Regions from separate parts of the Mus musculus genome. Here region 1 is linked to region 2. The links are chromatin loops, found by intact Hi-C in ENCODE. Cell type or tissue: left cerebral cortex. All regions are shown on one strand. Links, peaks and the distances in the headings refer to the core of each region. The heading gives the core; the rest is flanking DNA.

Region 1 (7,617 bases), core at 1,714-6,713, 140 kb after region 2:
AAATTGTTAGTTCCCTTTTATGACCTTTGGTTAATTGTTTTACAACCTCTTGGAAAGTGCTCCGAGAAGGAGCAAGTCTGGTTACTGAGAGCAATTAACTGGTGACACTTGGGAAACTGACAGAGTTCTCATCACAGTTTTGACTATCAGAAAAGGACCTAATAGCAGTCCCACTATAAATGAACTTAATAATCACTGATATAATTTTAGGAATTCTTACAGGGTCATTATAAAGAGTTAACTCATCTATTTATCTATACAGCTTCACTATAAGACAATACATCTTCGTGGATCTGCAGAGATCTGCTCCAAATGGGTGTGCTACTACTTAGTGATTATTATATATGTTTAATAATAACAGGAAAATCATGTTAGTAGCAGGACTCTTTCCTAAAATGAATCCCTTACAGCCTTGCTTAATAAGGGCGCACCTGTCACAGATTATATAATAATCAGAAGCAGACCATTTCAGGATGACCACCTGCTGGTTATTAGCTTGTCCCATTATGGTTCCTGACAGTGTGCCATTGTGTAGATTCACTGAAGTCTGTTTTCCCGTTTTCTGTGTGTATGTATTTTCAGGCTGCATTTTTAGAGGTCTGTTCAGATATGGACATAGTGTTGATCCCTGTTTGAAGTAAGTAATCAACTTTCCTGAACATTCTGCAATAACTGAAAACCATAAAGTATGAAAAATAGATCGAGGTTGATTCCATGATTCCCTAAACCAAGTATCAAAGTCTTAGGCACATAAATAAGTGTGTATATCACATGCCTGTCTATGGGATCCCATGTTTCATAAAAATGGAATCACTTTTTGAATGAATATTATCAGAGTCGTATCCTAGTGTTGTTCACTTTTTCAATGCCTGCTGACTTACCTCTCTTAGTACTCTATCAGAGCTGAGAAAAAACCAAAAACCAAACAAACCTCTGCTATTATGGAATTCTGTAGTGGTTGTTTCTGCATCTGGCAAGTTTTTGTTCATAGTGAACATGGCATGAATATGTTCCCATGGCTGAAAATGAACTTTGTTAGTTATCACCTGGCATTGTGGTCACTTCGTTCTGGTCACTTCCTTATCAGTGTGCTGTTAGAAGCAGTCTTCCTGCATGTGTCCTTGGATCCTTCTTGCGTGTGTGTCTGGCTGGCATGAGACATGTGTGTGCCATGTAAATAGAACCTGTGGCTCTCAGTCTCTGATGCCTGAAAGATTCTAACCGTGCTCATGGGCGACACCTCACACACTCAGTTGCTTACTCTTTACAGGCAAAATGGCGAAGGCCTTGTGTCCCACTGTCACCTTACTTCACTTTTCTTGTCACCAGTGTGGTTGAACACGTTTCCAGTATTTTTTGTCACCAGATTTTCTGATGTCACTTTTTCAAGTGACATCCTTTCAGATGCTAGAGAATCTTCATGCTTTCTTTTCATTCTCTCCTCTCAGGTTAGACTTTTATTTTGTTCCCTGTTGGAACATTTGGCCTGCCCATTCATCCTTGTGAGATAAGTGGCTTCATATGAGAGAATTCTTTCTTGAAGCTTATTTATATTAGAATGTTGTATACCTGTCCTCCTTAATTACCTTTTTTTATTATATTTACATTCATCAAGCCTGCCTCCACTGAAATCCTCACAATTCACTGCACATCTCATTCTTTCTATTTCCTTCTCCTTGGTGTGGAAATTTTCCTTATGTGTTTCTACAGGCTGTGTCTGCTGGGGATGGCCTCCTTAGGCTTGCTTTCTCTGACACACCGTTCTTCCTTCATTATCATGAAGGATATTTTTATTGAATATAGACTCGTGAACTGATGGCCATTTCCTTTATTTTTTTATTTTATTTTTTTTTTTTTTTAGCATTTCAAACTGTTTTCTTCTACCTGTGGTTAAATGAAAAAAAAATCATAATTTCAATGCCTAATAATTGCTCATCTAACTATATAGTATTGTCTTTTATTTATTTATTAGCTACTTTCAGGATTTTTTTTTCTATTCTTGGTGTTCAGAAATAGGAATTTTTATATTTTCAGCTACTTTTTAAAATAATTTTACTTTAACTCTTTTTTCTTTTCTGTCTTTACCCCTACAGAGACTCTGTGATTCTGCTTGTCTTTTATTAAAAAAAATTTTTTTAATGCATGTTTTGCTTGCATGTGTGCCAGTGTATCAGTTGTATGTCTGGTATGTGTGGTGGCCAGAAGAGAGTGTCAGATTCCCTAGAAATTGAATTAAAGACGCTTGTGAGCTATCAAATCTTTGGGTGCTGGGAATCAAATCTGGGTCCTTTGAATGAACGAACAGTTCATACTCTTAACCTCTAGCCCTCCCCTTCCTTCTCCCTTTCCTTCACCTCCCCTCCACTCTCTACCTCTCCTCTCCCTTTCCCTCCTCTCCTCTCCTCTCCTTTCCCTCCCCTTCCCTTCTCTCTTCCCTTCTACCTCCCTTCAAGCCTCCTTTTCTCTGTGGCAGTATCTTCATTCATTTCCTTCTCACCTTCCCCCTGCCAACAAGCATTAGTCTGCATTTCCTTCTACCTTGAATTTCATTAGAGTTGTGCACAATGTGTTACCCTGCTTCCACATTTTTACCAGTGGAGTAACACTACATATAGCTGTGTGATGTCTGTGTGACATGAAGTCCAGCATTGTTAGGTTGTGGTGTATTTGTTTCATGCTATGTAAATTCACTTGGGTGTGTATGCCATAGCTTATCTCTTCTTAAAGCCTACTGATTGAAGTTTTGGTTGCTCATGCTGAGTATTCTTATGCCTACAGGTGTGTACATGCCAGGGTTTTAATTGCAGAGTCAATTTTTATGGGAATCTTCAGGGCTTTTCTTGTGTGTGTTAGGGAGTCACCAAATTACTTGCTAAAGTGGTTTGCCTGTTTTGCATTGCCTCGAGACTGTAATCGAAATCCCTTGTTGCTCACATTCCCTTTAATACTTGACCTTGATCTGGTTTACCTGTCTGGGGATGATAAAAATAGTTTCCCGTGGTTTTCATTGGCCTGATTGATATTGTGGCTGAAAGCATTCTTATATGTTTGCTTGACATTTACAGTTTTTCTTTTCATTTCAGCTGGGTTTATCTACCCATTTCTGTTTTTTAACTGATTGGTAGGCTTCTTACATTTATATCAGATATTATTCACTTGTTATTTTTATGTATTGTAATTTTACAGGTTTGTGGCTTTTCTTCCTTTTTGTTGCTAGTTCATAAAAGTAATATATATGTATATGTATGTATGTGTGTATATATATATATGAAATATATATAGTTCTTCCTTGAGTAGCTTCAGTTTTCTTTGTTATCACATCATTCTTAAAAAAAAAAAAATCACTTCTCCATGAACTGTGAGTGGGTGGAAGTTGACAGCCCCATGACGATTACCCCTCTGCTTGTCATGTATGGTCCTCGTACTTTATCTCTCTCATTTATTGTCATATTATTCATATTCTCAACCCAGCGACTGTAAAGTTTTAATCCTCTCTGGCATCCGCCTCTGTGGCCTGGTGTTCTGTCAGCTTCGGTCCCCCCTCTGACAGTCTCTCCCAGCCGGGAAAGCGTGGTTTAGGGTAGGCTTGATTAGGAGCTGTAGCTGGGAGCTTGCCTGGGGTTTCCAGTCTGCAGTTTGCAGGGAATTGGATGTGTTTCCTTGTAGAGATTTTAGTTTTCCCGATCCTGCTTCTCATCCTGTCACCTTCCAGTGTTTCTCTTGCTAGTGTGCAAGTGAAGCCTCCACCTCTGGCTTCAGACTGGCGCACGTGCTTGCTCCCCGGAGCTCTCTGCAGCAGTTGTGCTGTGTGCTGCATGCCTAATGTTGGCAGCCATGTTTCTACCCAGTGTATCCTTTGGATGTGGAAACTCGTGTAGGATTCTTATTTTCATCACCTAAAGCTTGGGATATTTGATGACTGTATAAAGTAATTGCCACTCAGTTTCCCACTCCTTTCCTGTCCAAGTGATCAAACTGATCAAGTTGACTGGGGAGTATGCAGGTAGAAAGTCTTAAATTTGGTCAGGTTAAATTGCTCCAGGTTGTAATCTCATTCAGGGATCTATTTCTGCCTGTGTACACTTACATTGCCCAGTAGCTTTGAAGCATTTTCTTCTGTAGGAAGAACATATTTTTCTGCCCTGCTGCTTTGGTGCTTGCCCTCTTGACTGCTTGGGCCAATGGGATATTAACAGATATGGTTGGAAGACTGGCTTGAGATGTATATCCTAGTGTTTGAATTCTGCTGTAGTAATTGAATATTCCTTTTGTAGTCTGCTGATTTTAACACAGTGAGGTGCTCACTCTCACTGTGTTTTGTTTGTTTGTTTGTTTGTTTTTTGTCCAGCTGCAAGTGGTTGTTTTATGCCTGAGACTTTGTCCCGATTTGTTGTCCGTCTGCCATTACTGAGTCTCAAAATGCTCTTAGTGGTTGTATTGTATGTTCATTTTTCACTGACTGAGTTCTTGAGGTTGTCTCCCTCCATTTCATTTCACAGAAAGTCCAGGAGAACTCACTCTTTTCTTTCAGTTATATACACTCTACTCTCTTCTGTAGCTTAGTAGAAAGAATGATTGAAAAGAGTGTGAGCTTTTCTGCCTCCTTCCCACTATCCAGAAGCAACTGATTCTTGTCTCAGTATAGTGTAGTTGTGGGTGCTGTGATCCAGTCAGGAGTTAGCAGTGCAGTTTATCTGGAAAGTTGTGTCCTCAGACTTTTTACATGCTGCTAACACAGAGGATTGTGTATATACGCATGTGGGCCAGTGTTTGGGTAAATGCCCTCTGAGTCTCTAGGACCAGGGCACACTTGGAGGTGGTGGACTACGGGAGAGGTAGCCTCTAGTGGGGTTTCTGGTCACTGTGGACATGTCTTTGAAGAGGATGGCGGTGCCCTAGCAGCTTCCTTTGCCAAGTGACCTCACCAGGAGAGCACAGGCCCAAGAAGTGAGGTCAACCAGATATGAGTTCTAACTGCCAAAAGAAATCTTTCTTCCTTCAAGTTTGATTACTTCAAGAAGTTAGTGGCAGTCATAAAATATCAAAATAAAGTTTCCTTTAAGCTCTCCAATTCTATAGTATAGTCTTCTAAGCAGCCCAGGAGTTAAAAAATGTTAGCTCGGACTCTCATTCTGTTCTGTAGAGCCATGGGGAAAATTGCAGACCAGATACATTTTGCTATATTTGGTTGGTTAAAAAGGTTTATTTTTCCCCTCTAAAGAAATTCTCACAGACAAAACAAAAACCTAGAATGTTCCTATAATTGAATTGTATGTAAAATATGTATGGAGCCCTTCTTTATGGGATCTCAGCAGCTCTGCAGGCGGGTGTGATGTGCTCCCAGTGGCTACATTTTATTTTCTCCTCTGCAAAAAGGCAATTTAGAGTTTTAGGAATTATTTATAGTACTGTGAGGATAAACACAATCTACTAGGATATTTTCTTGTGTCTTTTTTCAAGGCTTATTTCTGCACTTTAGGCTAGAATCAGTGGCATCATGTAAGGGCCAGGTTATGTGTAAGGGTGGAAAATGAAGTATTATCATCATGCATAATTTTTGCCATGTTTAAAATCATGCCTTTTAATTGACATTTTAGGATTTGGACGTTATTAGGTGTTTCTACACATGCACTTACACAGTGAGGTTGATTAGTTCTCAGTGTGGGTAGTGATGGGTTGAAAACATGTACTTTGCTATTGGACATCCAAGTTAGAAAGAGGCAGCTCTAAGTGAAAGGTGTTTCACAGGCTGACTAGCCCAGGAAACCCGTGTACTATCTCTCCCTCATGTAACCAGTCCCCTCCCCCTCAAAACAAAAACCAAAACCATTTTATGAGATGCATCCTAAGATGTAGAGTTAATGCCCTTCCATTGGTCCTGAGGTTGACAGTAAGCTGTGGGGTGGATAGAAATTCATTTTGGGAAAGGAGTGATAACTATGAGATACTCTAAAACTTTACCTATAGGTGCGTTTTTAGCACAAAGAAAGTATCTGATGTCAATGCAATACCTGTTTGGCAGGTTGAACTTGGACCTGTAGCCTTTGGGCTTTAAAAGGTGTCTTAGTTGGGGTTTTACTGCTGTGAACAGACACCATGACCATGACAACTCTTACAGGATAATGTTTAATTGGAGCTGGCTCACAGGTTCAGAGGTTCAGTCCTTTATCATCAAGGTGGGAACATGGCAGCATCCAGGAAGGCATGGTGTAGGAGCTGAGAGTTCTACATCTTGTTCTGAAGGTCAAGAGGAGAAGACTGGCTTCCAGGCAGCTAGGAGGACTGTAGTAAAGCCCACGCCCACAGTGGCACAACTACTCCAACAAGACCACACCTACTCCAACAAGGCCACACCTCCAAATAGTGCCACTCCCTGGCCAAGCACATTCAAGCTACCACAAAAGGCATTAAGGAAAAGCTCTTAAAATCTGCTATGTGTACTTTTTGGAGTTTTGAGGATGAGAACCCCTTCTCTATTGCCTTCTATTAAGTCCCTGTGCTAGGTAGTCCCTGTGCAAGGTACTGGGCACAGTGAGGTGGTATTTGCCTTTGAGGTATACATAGTCTGGGAGTGAGAATTATGAGGAAGCTACTGTGCCCATGGGCCTGTAGGGATAGTTGAGACAGAAGGTGGTTGCTGTAGAGGCACACACAGCGGTCTAGTCCAGGCTTGAGCTAAGCAGTGAGCTTGAGTAAGGAAGATGATATAGACCTGGAGCATTGCTCTTTTCCCTGTGCAGAGTATTACAAGGAGTGGAGGGCAGTTGTCCATGTTCTGGGGTGACTGATACATTGACCTGTTAGGGTCTACCCTCAGGCATGGGGCATAAGTCAAGCAAGGCACAGTCTAAACAGGGTCAGTTCTTCCTGTTTTGTGCTTTTTTTTTTTTTTTTTTATTTTAGAGAAAACTTTTACTTGCCAGGTAGTGGTGGTGCACACCTATAATGCAGCACGGTAGAGGCAGGAAGATCTCTGAGTTTGAGGCCAGCCTGATCTAAAGAAAGAGTTCCAGGATAGCCAGCATTACACAAAGAAACCCTGTCTTGAAAAACCAAAGCAAGCAAACAAATACATTTTTACTTATTTTATGTTAATGGTTGTTTTGCCTGCATAAATGTCTATGCAGTATGTCTATTCATGGTGCCCATTGAGTCCAGAAGAGGTCATTTCCTCTAAATCTGGAGTTAGAGATTGTTGTGAGCAGCGATGTGAGCTTTCATGCACTACAAACATATAAATTGTACTAAGAAGAAAATTAGGCTTGGATAAAATTAATGATCCGGAAAAACATTCATTCTAGGCCAGGTCCAGGAATGAGGCCACAGGTGTACACCCTGATAAAGTAAGGCCCCGAACAAGGGGTAGATAATTCTATTACATAAAAAAAAAACAAAAAAAAAAAAAACAAAAAAACTATTGCTTTGAACTTATAATGAACTTATGGAATGAAAGCCAGATAAAACTACTACTTTGAAGTTGTAATCAACAATCCTGTGTTAATTTTCTCTTGTGTAAGATTCTATCTGTTTTTTGAATGAAGTAATTGTCTTAGTGGGTATAAAAAGGCTAAGAGAAATAAAGTTATTAGAGCTTTGCTCTGTCCATCAAATATGTGT
Region 2 (7,617 bases), core at 910-5,909:
AAGCTGCATATTCTGTTAGGGTTGCTATCAGTGTTTTACAGAACTTGTTTCCAGTTGGGCCCCCCAGTGTGAACCTCTGCTTAGTCTCTGTTTATTCAGTCCATTTTTATTCTTGAGACAGACATCTTCTAGACTGCAAGGAACACTCCAAGCATTTACTTCCATGTTTCCTGTCTTCCATCAATAGTAAGTAATAACAGGTATTTGTGGAAACTCCTACCAGGAGGTTTAGTGTTTATGCCCCCTCTCCTCCAAAGCCAATGTCATCACATAAAATCAAAACCTATGTTCGGCTGGGTATGAGCTCACTTGTCCAACCCATGTGCTATTCTCAGTTGACACGACAACTATTATTTTCTCAGCAGGTTTCTGAAATATGAATTACTGCTGGGAAAGTTGGTGCATCTGTTCACAGACTAAAGTAGTGCATAGCCGGACGGGTAGCTCAATCCCTAGAGAAGGGTGCACCTAGAACCAGGTCTGTTTCAGGAGTTAACTGCCAAGACACCCAGCCCATGCCTGGGCAGCTGTGAAGGACAGCTTGTTAAGTACTTGAAAGACTTGGGAAATAAATGAAAATAAGCAAACTGTCTGGAGAAAATGAGCTGGTTTCATCAGATTCTTATTCTTAGATTCAATCTCAAAGGATTCAGGTAATTAATCAATAAGACACCAAATATCAGAAAAACCCTAAAACTCTACAGAAATGTTGGGTCAGAAGTTTCAAAGAAGCAGAAACTGTGAAGGTGGAGGTTCTGAGGTAGAGTTTTGTGTGTGTGTGTGTGTGTGTGTTGTTTTGGTTTTTTTGAGACTGGGTTTCTCTGTGTAGTTCATGGTGGCCTCGATTTCAGCGCTCTGGCTGCCTGTGCCTTCCCAGTGCTGGGGTTAAAGGTGTGCACCACTACCATGTGGCAAGGAAGTATAAGGGACTCATACAAGTAGGGGAATAGGCCAAGCAAGGAAAGAAATGGGGCAGAGTTAAAAATGTAAGTTTTAGTGCATTTAAGTGAGGTGCACGCATAGTAACTCATTAACATACATTTTATAACTTAAAATAAATTTAAGTTTTAAATGTTTTTGAAGAATTGATGCTCCTGTCCTCTTGTTATAGGTCCTAGACTCTAGGATCTAGCAGTAAGATTTCAGTTTGGCGAGGCTGGATAAACTAAGAATTCAGTTTTTAAAGGCTTAGCAACTCATTTTACCTTTAACATGAATATGTAGCCCCTCTCCACCATCCTTTAGTAAGAACGTATCTGATACTTGGAACCAACGTCACGAATTAAAACACTAGTGAAATGAAAGGGGGCCCTAGAGCAAGCCTTCAGTTTTGTGTCCACGTGGTCTAGACTGCCTGCTTCCACTCTTGTAATCTCAAGGCAAGATATAGGTATGCCCTAAGTTTCCTTGTCCTAGCTTCTCACTGGTAGCTTCGCGTTCATCACTTTGTACCGCAGAAACAGGACACTGTTTAATGGTCCTAAAGCCCCTATGTGGGTGTCAGTTCAGGGAAGGTATCCCAGCATTTGAAGGGCAAGTCCTTGGCTCCTCCCCTCCAGGGCTCTGAGGGTCACACCTGGGGGTGGACAGTTGCACGTGCGCGTCATGGGAGTGGAGCCTGTCACTTTCACAGGTTGTGGCCGCCTGATCCGCGACCCCCGCAGACAGAGCTGGGCACCCGATTCCCGGCCCTCCCCCCGGGTCACCTGTAATTGTAGGCGCTGAAATGCTTGCTCTCTCTCATCATCGCCCGGTACAGATCTAAAACTTGTGCGCGGCTGGAGGCTGCCATGTTGAAAATAAACAAAAACAAACAAACCAAAAAACACCCTAACAACAAAACCAAACAGGTCCTTCTTCGTAGAAGCCCCAAGTTTAACTGAACCCAAATGTCAAACGATGCAAAAAAAAAAAAAAAAAAAAAAAAGCACGCTGGAAGGCAGGAGAAGAGAGGCTCCGCCTGGCTCGCGCGCGGCCTGGCTCGCGTCCTGCGCGAGAGGTGGCGCCGCAGGCAGGGCGGCGGGCAGCTAAGGGGTGGCGCCCGTGTCCTGGAGGCTCCGCGTTCCTCACAGGCTCCTCGGGCGGCAGGAGGCCGAGCCGTCCAGCCCCAGGCTCGCTCCTCGGGAGGACAGTCGCGGGCTCGAACACCAGGGCTCAAAGCCTCCTCCGCCTTTCGAACCGCCCGGGGGCGTGGCCGAGATCCCGGTGTCTCCTGACACCACGCCCCCTACACCTGCCTAGGCCCCGTTGCCTGGGTTACGAGCCGCGCTCCCCAGCCCTGCCCCTGCCCGGCTCGGCTGTCTTTGGCGCTGCCTGACCTGCTGTGCACGAAAACGAGGGTGACTTTGCTTTGGATCCGTCTGGTTGGCAGCCTGAGTTTATCAGTGTCATCGTGACTGGGGGACGCAGCGCCAGTGGTGCGGAGGTAACTAGCTGGCGACTTCCTGGCGCACCGGCTTGTCTTTGGGCGAGCGGCTCAAGGGACCTAGGGCCCTGGCCTCTTCCCGTCAAGATGGCGGCGCCCAGCGCGCCCAGCGTCTCGGTAGCCAGAGGTTAAGCTCAGTGACGGCGGAGTGAGTGTGTGGCCGCTTTGCGGACTTCGAAACGCCCGCGTTTGGTTTCCCCGGCGTACGCTGGGTGAGTGCTGGCCTTGCTGCAGAGTAGAGGTGTCAGGTCGCCGACTGTTATGCACTTTGCATTCGGCTGTGACTTCCATTTCCGGGATCTTCACTAAGGGGCTACACTATTTTTTGTTTGTTTACTATTTTTTCTTTCTTTTCTTTTCTGTTTTTTTTTTTTTTTCTTTCCTGTTTTTGAGACGGGGTCTCGTTTTGTAGTCCAGACTGCCCTTGAGCTCCTGGTCACAGATTTCCCGGTGCTGGGATTAAAAGTGTGGGATGCACTACTGTTTTTGTTAAGAGCACGGTTTTGTAGTGCGTAAACATAAATAAACAAACAAGCACATAAATAAATTAGATGTCATGATTAATAAGGGAACCCTTAGGACTTTAGGGGATTTCCTAGACATCATTTCAGACCCAAGGCAAAAAGAGGGTTTTTCTCAGCTTTTAGCTATCACGGACCAGCTTACTAAAGTACTTAAGTTTTTGGGTTGTTCCTTGATCTTAGGACTGTGCGAAGAGAAGCTTCGAATAATTCTGGTTCTTGTGTTTGGAACTCACTCGTTAGTTTTGGAATATTGTTTTATATTAAGATGGTGCAACAAGCCACTACCTGCAAATTCTCTGTCCCTAAATACAGCAAAGAGTCATTTTAACGATAAGACGGAAGTCAATTTACCATGCCTTATCATTTGTTTTGGTGTATCAAGCTTTCATTCTCTATTCGAAACAATCTGTGTTTTTCTGGATCACATGTTTGCAACTTGTTGTCCTTGAATCTAAGTATACCTACTCGTCTTGATGTAGTGGCAATCAAAGGTATTGACGATACAGTGCTTTTATAAAAACACTCTTAAGCCCCTGTTTGATTTTTGTCTTAGTCAAAATAGATTTTTAAATTTCAAATTTAATTTTTAAATAAATGGAACAGAACTTGCCTTTTGTTCCCTTTCTGTTTGTTTGATCAGGTCACTGACTCAAGTTTAATGGGATCCATTAATATTTTGAGTTTTACTTGCAACTTTCTAAATGGCTGACATCTGTAAAGTAGGTTTTCCCCTTGTTGCAGAGTCAGAACAGAGCTGTGGTCTCTTGAGGTAATAGAATATTGATTGCTATTGATAATAATGCCCCAGGAAAACCTACACATTAAAAGTTACAGGTAGACAAAATTACCAGAATGAGAAGGAAAAACGTTTTAAATTACTTTGATTTGTCATAAAAGAGTGGGGAATATGTTTTAAATGTATTTTACTTTCATCTTGAAAGTGAAATTAGGATAATTACTGTATGCAGTTGATGCCTAATTACAAAGGAGTTAATTACTAATGTGTACAGTAATGTATCGACCTGGCTTATCTTTGTGTGATCAAATGCAGCTCATAGAATATGCAGAGTTAAAATAGTTTGGGCAGTAGCTTTTTCAGTTAAAGAGCAGTTGAGATTAGGAAACTGATAGCTTCTTAGTGTTGGGGAAAATTAGTCAGGCTATGGATTTGGACTTTGTACTAGCAATGAACACAATCGACTAATCTAATGTAGAGTTAAATCACAGTAATTAAACATTTTTCAAGAGGTCCTATAACCATTTCAATAGCCAACTTGTAAGCTATTGAGTAGATGATTATGTTGCTGCCAATGACATTTTCTGTAAAGGCTTCCGGATCACATTGTTGTGAGGATTCTAGCATCTACTTTGTTTGGTTTTGGATTTGCTGCTTGATTCTCATGCCATTTTGTTTTTCCTTTGTTCAAATCAATTGCTGTAACATGGCATTAGTTAATGCTATTCCAAGTCTCTCCCCCTGCCCCCTTTCTTTTCTTTCTTGGCTGTTTTGGTGCTTGCTCTGTAGATCAGGCTGGCCTTGACCTGAGAGGTCCACCTGCTCCTGCCTCCTGGTGGCGTTCCCCTGTCCCTGGATGTTGCCAGGGTAGAGAAACATTGAGCCCTGAGAATTAGGGCCTGTTAAGGTGGAGGTTGTGTTTGGGTTGGCTCTGAAGGTTCAGATTCAAGCTGGGCCCTGAGACTTTGGATGCACGGGCGTGGAAGGGCCTCCTTTGAAGAGGAAGCGTTCCTTTCATCTTGGGCAGAGTGGAAGGGAGACTTTCCTGAGGCTAGAGAGAAAATAACTGTAGCTTAAAGACTACGGTGGGGAGTGGATTCTTTCCAGAGCTGGGGGTAAGGCCATGCATCGAGAAGACACTAAGTGATCTGAACCCTCATGTGATCTCAGTCAATGATGCCACAAGCTGAGAGGGCACAGCTTGTCCCCTAAGGAAAGGCAAGCTGAGAGAGTAGATGATTTAGCCAGGATCAGACAGTTGAAAATGGGCTGTCGTGGCTGTTAGCTGAGGATGTATTCTGTCTAGCTTGCTGTCATACTTCATACATACGGTCTTCTGTGCCAGCTCCAGGAATTTGACCTTGAAATGATTCCTCCTCTCCCCTTCTTGCTCTCTCTGTCTCTCTTGTGTTCTTTCTGTCTTTGTAGGTCTCTCTCTGTCTCTCTCTCTTTTGTTTTTCCGAGACAGTGTTTCTCTGTGTAGCCTGGCTGACCTGGAACTCACTCTGAAAATCAACCAGGCTGGCCTTGAACTCAGGGACCTACTTGCCTCTGCCTTCCAAGTGCTGGGGTTAGATCTGCATTATTCTCTGCCTGTCTCTCTGTCTCTCTCTCTCCTCTCTCTCTCAGTTGTTTGCATTTACTGTTTGTGTGCTGTGGTGTACATCTGGAGGTTAGAGGAGAACTTGAGAAAGTTGGTTCTCTCTTTCTACCATGAAGGGCCCAAGCTTGATCCTAGGTTGTCAGGCTTGGCAGCAGCTTCTTCTTCTTTTTTTTTTTTTTTTTTTTTTTTTTTTTTTTTTTATAATGGTAAATTTTAGTCACATTGGAATTTTAGTTTGGTTACATCTGCACATACTTGTAAAACTAACTCCTCTGTAAAGTAAATTCTATAAGTACTAACTGAAACTCTGAAGTGTTTTTGCACTTTTTCTTTCTTTTTTTTATGGTATTAGTTACACTTCAAGAGAAAAGGTTTGGTGTGTCTGTGTGTGTGTCTGTGTGAGGGAGAGGAGAAGGGGGAGGGGGAGGGAGGGGGAGAGAGGGAATTTCTATAGAGCATCTGTGGGGAAGGGGGAAGAGAGAGGGGGAGGGGGAGGAGGAGTGGGAGAGGGAGAGAGGGAGAGAGGGAATTTCTTTTTTCTTTCTTTTTTTTTTTTTTTTTTTTTGGTTTTTCCAGACAGGGTTTCTCTGTGTAACCCTGGCTGTCCTGGAACTCACTCTGTAGACCAGGCTGGCCTCGAACTCAGAAATCCACCTGCCTCTGCCTCCCAAGTGCTGGGATCAAAGGTGTGCGCCACCAAGCCGGGCGAGAGGGAATTTCTATAGAGCATCTTTTCAAACAGGCTTAAGGAAATCTTTACTCTTTAGTGGTTAGGTTCTTCAGCTTGTGGGCAACAATGATGAAATTTCCAGCCAGTTGTCCAGAATTTTTATTTCTTTTTGTTTGTTTGTTTGTTTGTATTTTGAGACAGGGTTTCTCTGTGTAGCCCCGGCTGTCCTTGAACTCAGAAATCCGCCTGCCTCTGCCTCCCAAGTGCTGGGACTAAAGGCGTGTGCCACCATGCCTGGCTTGAATTTTTATTTCTTTAAACCAAATATTTTCTCCTTTTGGAAAGAAACCATGTTTTCTTTCCCAAAGTTACCATTAACATGAGGATTCTTTGACAGGCCAATATTCTGTTACCAAGTATCATCATGTTTTTATTACTACATGTGAAGGGTAGCTATTATTATTATATTTTTCTTGTATATGAGAATGGTGCTCTAGTCAAGTTAGCATAATAAAGTATAATAGCTGTTAACTTATCTGGCTTATTTTCTCTTACTTATCTGGCTTATTTTCTCTTATTTGAGCTTTGCTAGTCAGTTTACTAGTATCCCATTTTAGTAATTTTTGTAAAGATGAATTTGAACTTGTGATTGACTCTTTAGAATGAGGACTAAGAGCGTTCACTTCCTGTTTATGCCTGTAAGTCGGTTGTTTACTGAAAACACTCGAGCGTTGTATGCTGACTTTGTTAATGTTTGTTAATGTCAGTGGAGAAATCCTACCTCAGAGTCTTAGTGTACTTGACACTTAGTGCTCTGCATTATTTCTACTTCTGTGGATCAAAACCTGGGTGTTCAAGGCAAGCCCTCTCCCACTGAACTATTCCTTTAGCCTGTAGGTCTGAGATATCACAATAACTGATTTCTCAGTAGGATAGTACGTGTTTGCAATTATGCTGGAGACTCTGATTAGCCTGAGTCCATGCATAGAGTTCATGCATGCTGTCTGTGCCATCGCAGTGAATACTTCTATGTGATTTAATATTTCATAACTTACTAGCCAAAACATTTATTTGCTGAGCATAATAGCAGCAATTTAGCTTGGTAAACTTGTTATGTGTGTGCACTTGTTAGCTTGAATTAACTAATAATGTTTAAGAGTAATAAGAGCCTTTGGTGAAATGGATTACAGTAATATTGGCAGACAGTACTATGGAGTTAGGTTTAGTTAATGAGGATAACTTTATTGGGAACATTATCTTCATAGTAATTCTTGGAGGAACGTAAGTTAAGAAGTAGCGCTATTGGAGAAAGCTTAGCATGTAGCACACTCTTTTTGAAGTTTTTGAGGCAAAGATTCCATGTGCCAGCATTCTGTCACTTAAACAGTATACATGAAATAATCTAATGATAAAGAGGAGAGGTTTATTTTGCCTCATGACTGCTTTAAGTCTATGGAGGCATATCATATAGCATGAGTGCCTTAGTGTTACTATTGCTGTGATGAAACACCATGACCAAAGCACCTTGGAGAGGAAAGGGTTTATTCTTAGCCTTTGCTTCTATATCCCTGTTCATCATTGAAGGAAACCAGGACAGGAAGTCAAATGGCAGGAACCCAGAGGCAGGAGCAGAGGCGGTGGAGGCGTGTTACTTACTGG

The links. A loop is a pair of places that touch in the nucleus more often than their neighbours do. Peaks named below come from ENCODE experiments on the same cell type or tissue, not always from the same donor. Only the 100,000 strongest peaks of a DNase experiment are listed, where the experiment ranks them.
Region 1: a loop joins it to region 2, with 2.6 times the contacts of the local background. A loop is called at or near these places in 1 of 42 quality-filtered maps.

What each region holds. Positions count from the first base shown.
Region 1 is chr13:36,253,622-36,261,238 of GRCm38, forward strand. All of the region lies in intron 4 of Fars2 (phenylalanine-tRNA synthetase 2 (mitochondrial)), which reads left to right. Among named protein-coding and RNA genes, the nearest start is that of Gm40912, 50 kb to the left of the region's middle. In left cerebral cortex, for the core only: no CTCF peak of the experiment used is centred there; no DNase peak of the experiment used is centred there.
Region 2 is chr13:36,115,369-36,122,985 of GRCm38, forward strand. Lyrm4 (LYR motif containing 4) reads right to left here and starts at 1,989. Exons shown (of 3, transcript NM_201358.2): 1 at 1,707-1,989. The coding sequence starts at 1,792. It overlaps Fars2 (phenylalanine-tRNA synthetase 2 (mitochondrial)), which reads left to right and starts at 2,275. Exons shown (of 7, transcript NM_024274.3): 1 at 2,275-2,637. In left cerebral cortex, for the core only: a CTCF peak has its summit at 3,405; DNase peaks (open chromatin) are centred at 1,538, 2,257 and 2,470; H3K4me3 peaks cover 2,352 bases; H3K27ac peaks cover 1,811 bases.